2 separate regions of the Homo sapiens genome follow, and region 1 is linked to region 2. A link is an interaction called in ENCODE POLR2A ChIA-PET data of the cell type or tissue named here. Cell type or tissue: Panc1. All regions are shown on one strand. Each heading gives the region's core, and the rest is flanking DNA. Links, peaks and the distances in the headings are about the cores only.

Region 1 (2,913 bases), core at 271-2,770, 110 kb before region 2:
GGTTGAAGTGTAGGTATCACCTACACACAGTAAGGCTCCTTAGTGTTATGAAAACCCACTCATATGCTGGCACAGAACTCTCTCTTCCCCCAGCAATTGATCCAGCAATTCTCAATCCAGGCTGCACACTAAAGTCATCTGGGGAGCTTTTTAAAAAGCACCACTGCCAGGTTTCCTCCCCAGATAATCCAGTTTAATGGGTCTTGGGTGGGGCCCAAGCATAGGTATTATTTACAGGTTCCCTAAGTGAGGCTACTGGACAGCAGGAGTTGAGAAAAACTCATACAGAGGTACAAAAATAAAGGCTGGATGATGCGGCCCTTCAGGAAGCTCCTGCACATCTCACCGGCATATCGAGGGCATGAACTAGGTCATGGGGACGAGGCAGAATCTCACAGGCACCTCCCTGATGAAAGTGGCGCGAAGCACTGCCTTGCAGCGTCGCTCTGGGGCCTGTCGTTTGCCTGGGTCTAGCTTAGCAAGGGCAATGGCAAGAAGGGGTTTGGGAGTTAACAGACTGTTTCATTCCAAGGGTCAAGAGTTGGTGGTTGGTAGCAGTGAGTGGGTCTATATTAGCCTCCTTGCTGGAAGGAGGGCCGGTAACGTTGTCCCCATATTTGCCATCTGAGCGGACACTTCTGGAATATTCCAAGATGTGCCAATCCTTGGCCCTTGGAATTAATAGTCTCCTGACTCCCAAACCCCTTCTTGCCATTGCCCTTGCTAAGCTAGACCCAGGCAAAAGACAAACCCCAGAGCAACAGTGCGAGGCGGTGCTCCACGCTCCATCTCAGAGCAGAGCAACCTTAGGACCCCATTTCAGAATCCCCTCAATGAAGTGTATGGTGGAAGGGCCTGATTCGTGTCATGAGAGGTAACAACACCACTACCAACATCCTGCTTCTCGTCCCCCAGCCCCTGCAAGGGTGCAGTGTGGCTACAGGGGGTGTCTCTGCAGTGATTCCTCCCTTTACAGGGAATGAGTCAGGTCCTCTGAAGAAAAGGTGTAAAAAGAAAAAAGAGTGTGTTGTCAATACTTCAAAGCCTCAGCCAGCATCATCTGATCTAGGAAAGGTGTGATGGGGTAGGATAATCGATCGCTGCTTAATTTCCACTGGTTTCTGCAGGGTGCAGACCAGGAAATTAGACATTGGGCCTTCCCAGCAGGTCAAGAAACCCATGTCAGATACAGCAAAATCAGCCTCTGTGGCCAGGGGACAGAGGCGTGTGGCGTCTACAAGAAACAAAGAACACAAAGGTTTCCAAGACCATACTCTGAAATCTCTGCTCCTTAGAACAGACTCTAAGCTACTACAGAAAAACCACAAGGAAGTTTTCCATCTGCTTTTTTCCCCTAGTATCTTCTCCCTATCTCAAAAACAAAAAAACAAAACAAAACAAAACTTTAAAAATCCATGAAGCATTAGCTATTTTTAGAAATTTTAACTTTTCTATTATCTAACAATACATATTTCCTGAGCATTTTAAGTCCATTTTAATTTTGTGTACTATTTAATGGTAAATCGTGGTATATATCCTCAACATAATACTTCATATCCTTGCAGTCCGATTATTCAGTCAGCCTTCACTTCTTCAGATTAAACAATATAACTTCAATTTGCATATGTTCTCCAGGTTATTGCAAAATAAACCTGTTTCAGTGCATTTGAAGTATAGAACAGTGATCATTTTAAATCACACTCAATTGCCCAGCTTTTCATTTGAATAAAATTCAGGTACCGTTTAGTTCACAAAGATAATTTTACTTCAAGATTTACAGTCGTGCCTCTCATCTAAAGCAATCTTCCTCACCCTCTCCCCGGCACTATTTCTCACCAGCCCTCAAACCCACAAGGCCTCATTCAAAAATGATGAATCAAGAAGAAAATATAATGTAAATAGCTGCTGTATTAGAAAAATGCACTGGGAATCTTTGAAAGCCAGGGAGAATATATTAATATTCTATATTTCTTTTATCATACCAAAAAAAAAAAAAAAGGCAGGCTATGCCTTAGAGCAAGGCTGCAACAGTGTGTCCCATGTAGGAAAGATATTTGCAAGGCCGTCTGGCCTAAATGCTCACCATTAACCAAAGCAGGAGCTCTGGGAAGCTCCTGGGAAGTCCAGCCATGTGGGGCCACCAAAACATAATGGAAAATGCCCACCACACACTACACGCTTCTTCATTACATTGGCTCAATACTGAGAATGACCGCACAGGACAGCCCTCTTGCATGACACTAAGGTTTTGTAGGTGAACTGCCACCTGTTAGATTTCCACTTCCTTTGTTCTCCTACAGTGAGGTCTTTGTCCTGAGTTGAGGGGAGGACAGATTTTGGTGGGAAGATGATCTGAGTTTAAAGGGGCTCTGAGAGATCCACATGCAGCTGTCTAGTAGGTTAATGGGAATACCCATCCAACACTCTGGAAAGAGGTCCTTGCTGGAGATGGAAATCTAGGGTCCTTCACATTGGCATGGTTGTTGGAACCACGGCTGGGTCAGAGTTGTTGAGGAGCACAGACCTCTGAAGGGGGAAGAACAAGGAACCTTGGGAGCACCGATAATTGCTGGATACACGAGCTCTGCGACAGGAAGGCAAGCATAAGGCTGTCATGCCATAAAAACTAAGGCAAGAGAGAGTTTCCATGCGAGGGAGGGGTCACACGAACTGAATACAGTCCAAAGGACTGTAGGCAGTGGATGATACTATTTAGGAGGTCTAAATATAGCTCTAGTAATCTCAGCAAGAATAAGTTACAATGAAACAATTACGGGTAAGGGAGAAGCTAGCTAGATTTCACTGGACTAAAAAGGAGTAAGAAAGGAGTGGCTGGGCACCATGGCTCACGTCTGTAATCCCAGCACTTTGGAAGGCTGAGGCAGGCGGGTCACGAGGTCAACAGATCGAGAC
Region 2 (2,913 bases), core at 113-2,612:
AGGGTTTGTTACAAGGGAGGACTCTCGGAGACACCCCCAATAGAAGCCCTTCAGGGAGCGGGCCAGCGGGAGAGCACCCCCGACCACACCTTTGTTCTGCATTTATATGTACAGATTCTTATCCCTACGTATAAATTCTACCCACACATCCCGAGCCATGTCTGAGCCCCTTGACTCTGGCATTAACAATAGGAATAACAACACTTACCAGTTTTGATGCCTACCATACATCAGGCACTGCTTCCCCTACACCTCACTACCATCTGTGAGGTTGCTGTTATTATCCTCATTGTGTAAATGGAGACAATAAGAGGTTCAATGCTCTGGCCAGGTGACACCCCACACCCTCCAGCCCCAAACACACACACACATACCAGAGGTGGCCTCAGAGCACACACTTTCCTTACCACGGACACCTGCTTCCAAAATTAAAGAACCAGATTAACATTTTTCCAAAGAAGCCAGAAACTTCTATTTATCCCTCCAGTCTTCATTTCAGAATACGGAGAAGACCAGGACAGATTCTGACAGGCTTCCCTTAGAGTTGAAGAAAACAGTTTGGAAGACAAACAGCTAAAAAAAACAAAACCATGAGGTGAGCTGGACAGGCATTCTAAGATCTTAACTGTAAAGAGCTCCATAAAAGTTATAAGAGATTGTTAAATAATGGAGAGAATTCCAGAACTCCAAAAATATTACTATAGAGTGTTCAAATGAGGAAGAAGAATTTTTTTTTTTTTTTTTTTTTTGAGATGGAGTCTTGCTCTGTCACCCAGGCTGGAGTGCAGTGGCGCGATCTCGGCTCACTGCAAGCTCCGCCTCTCGGGTTCATGCCATTCTCCTGCCTCAGCCTCTTGGGTAGCTGGGACTACAGGCACCCGCCACCAAGCCCAGCTAATTTTTTTGTATTTTTAGTAGAGACGGGCTTTCACTGTGTTAGCCAGGATGGTCTCGATCTCCTGACCTCGTGATCCGCCCACCGAAGAATTTTAAAGTATTTATTGTTCTTAGATTTTGTGTGTGTGTGTGTGTGAGTGTATGTGTGCTTACTATTCAAAATTTGAAAACCGTCCCATTGAATGTATTTTAATTGTCTAATATGGGAACAACTCAAGAGTGACAAGATTACATGTCACTGACACAAGAACTACCCACTGTGGATTCTGCGGGACTCAATCACTCCTTCTAGGGCATGGCCACAGACCCCCCTAGCTCCAAGGGAACTCTGGCTAGCTACTCATCAAACCCGCTTCCCTTTCCTCCTGGGCAAGCTGGGCTCTATTTCCCAGGCTATTTGCAGTTGAGCATAGCCATGTGACTGGGTTCCGGCCAATTTTCCCTCTACCAGCGATCTGTAAAACTTCCTGGGCCGGTCATGGTGGCTCACACCTGTAATCCCAGCACTTCGGGAGGCTGAGGTGGGTGGATGACCTGAGGTCAGGAGTTCAAGACCAGCCTGGTCAACATGGTGACACCCTGTCTCTACTAAAAATACAAAATTAGCCAGGTATGGTGGCGCATGCATGTAATCCCAGCTACTTGGGAGGCTGTGGCAGGAAAATCGCTTGAATCTGGGAGGCAGAGATTGCAGTGAGCCGACATCTCGCCACTGCACTCCAGCCTGGGTAACAAGAGTGAAACTCCATTTAAAAAAAAAAAAAAAAGAGCTTCCTGGGCAATTCTCCACTGTCTTTCACTACCATCTGTCTCCTGGAGGTCAACACCTGGGGGATCTAGAAAACATACATCAAGGACGACAGAGCCTTCATCTGCCTGGAACATGAGGGGCTGGTTGGAACAGGACCCCTTTCCCATTCCCTGCTGCTGATTAAATGTGACTGATTTGGTGTTGAGAGCCATCCTAACTAATAGGTCCAACATGTGCAAGCTAATCCAATTCATGGGGTAGAACCTGATCATTTGATTGCTTAAAAAAAAAAAAAACTAACCACAGAACAGTTTCAATGACAGTTATAACATGTTATAAAATGTTATAATAGCCAGCATTCCCTTCACTAACAGAGTAATTTAGAGATAAGAATCTACCCTCTCCAGGAAGGTGAAAAGTTTCATGATCTTCTCCCCCCATTGCACAGTAGAAAGAAGCCAGAGGTGCAGAGATACTCTGTCATTTTCTTTGTTGAATTGGTGGACTGTGATAAAACTCAGCTTCTTCAGTACCCTTTCTGGAGGCTCTAGGCTGAGGATGACAAATTGGTTTTGTCTTGAAGCCACCTGCAAATGATTGCTAGTCACTGCCTGCACTGAGACGGATTCTGAGGCCAAGTCGAGGCTTAGCAGGAAAGAATACTGTGACCTACACGCCTTCTCAGCCAAACGCACAGAACAGGAATGGCCACATATGTGCTCGTGTCAGCCAGTGTTCCTGGGGGCTTGTCCACGGGCAGATTCCTTCATAATCCCTTGGGATGCTTGCAATAATTCCATCTCCGAGCCCTCACCCTCACCCTCTCAAGGTTTACTGAATTAAAATCTTTGGGCGTGGACCCTGGAAATCTGCAGTTGTCTCGACTTTTTGTGGAATTTTGATGTAGAGTCAGCTTTGGAAACCACCTAGGAGCCTGTAGGCTCCTGCACGGGCACTGCAGCAAGGTAGCAGCAAAGGTGGGCTGTCTTTACCACCAAGACCGGGTAAATTAGGGATAATAATAACACCTGCCTCATAAGGATGGTGGAAAAATTAAAGGAGATTTTACATAATAAGCACTCAACAAATATTAGCTTTTATTATGTTATCTTCTTCTAAGAGTCTGTAAGAGGCCTTTTGCCCACGGCCATGAGCACAGGTAAAAACACCGTTTTCTAAGATTTCCAGATGGACAGCACCATCACATGCCCACATAGCGTGGATACAGCAACATCCAGGGCTCGGGCGCGGGCATAGTGTTTGCT

What was found. ChIA-PET counts read pairs that join two places held together with the same protein. Peaks named below come from ENCODE experiments on the same cell type or tissue, not always from the same donor. Only the 100,000 strongest peaks of a DNase experiment are listed, where the experiment ranks them.
Region 1: POLR2A ChIA-PET joins it to region 2 with 12 read pairs; 6 of 35 experiments call an interaction of 5 or more read pairs at or near these places.

What each region holds. Positions count from the first base shown.
Region 1 is chr1:234,713,211-234,716,123 of GRCh38, forward strand. It overlaps LOC124904556 (a long non-coding RNA gene), which reads left to right. Exons shown (of 2, transcript XR_007066953.1): 2 at 1-2,913. Among named protein-coding and RNA genes, the nearest start is that of LINC01132, 9.4 kb to the right of the region's middle. RefSeq lists a silencer at 1-46. In Panc1, for the core only: no CTCF peak of the experiment used is centred there; no DNase peak of the experiment used is centred there; H3K27ac peaks cover 2,500 bases.
Region 2 is chr1:234,823,697-234,826,609 of GRCh38, forward strand. All of the region lies in intron 2 of LOC107985365 (a long non-coding RNA gene), which reads right to left. Among named protein-coding and RNA genes, the nearest start is that of LINC02961, 65 kb to the left of the region's middle. In Panc1, for the core only: no CTCF peak of the experiment used is centred there; no DNase peak of the experiment used is centred there; H3K27ac peaks cover 2,162 bases.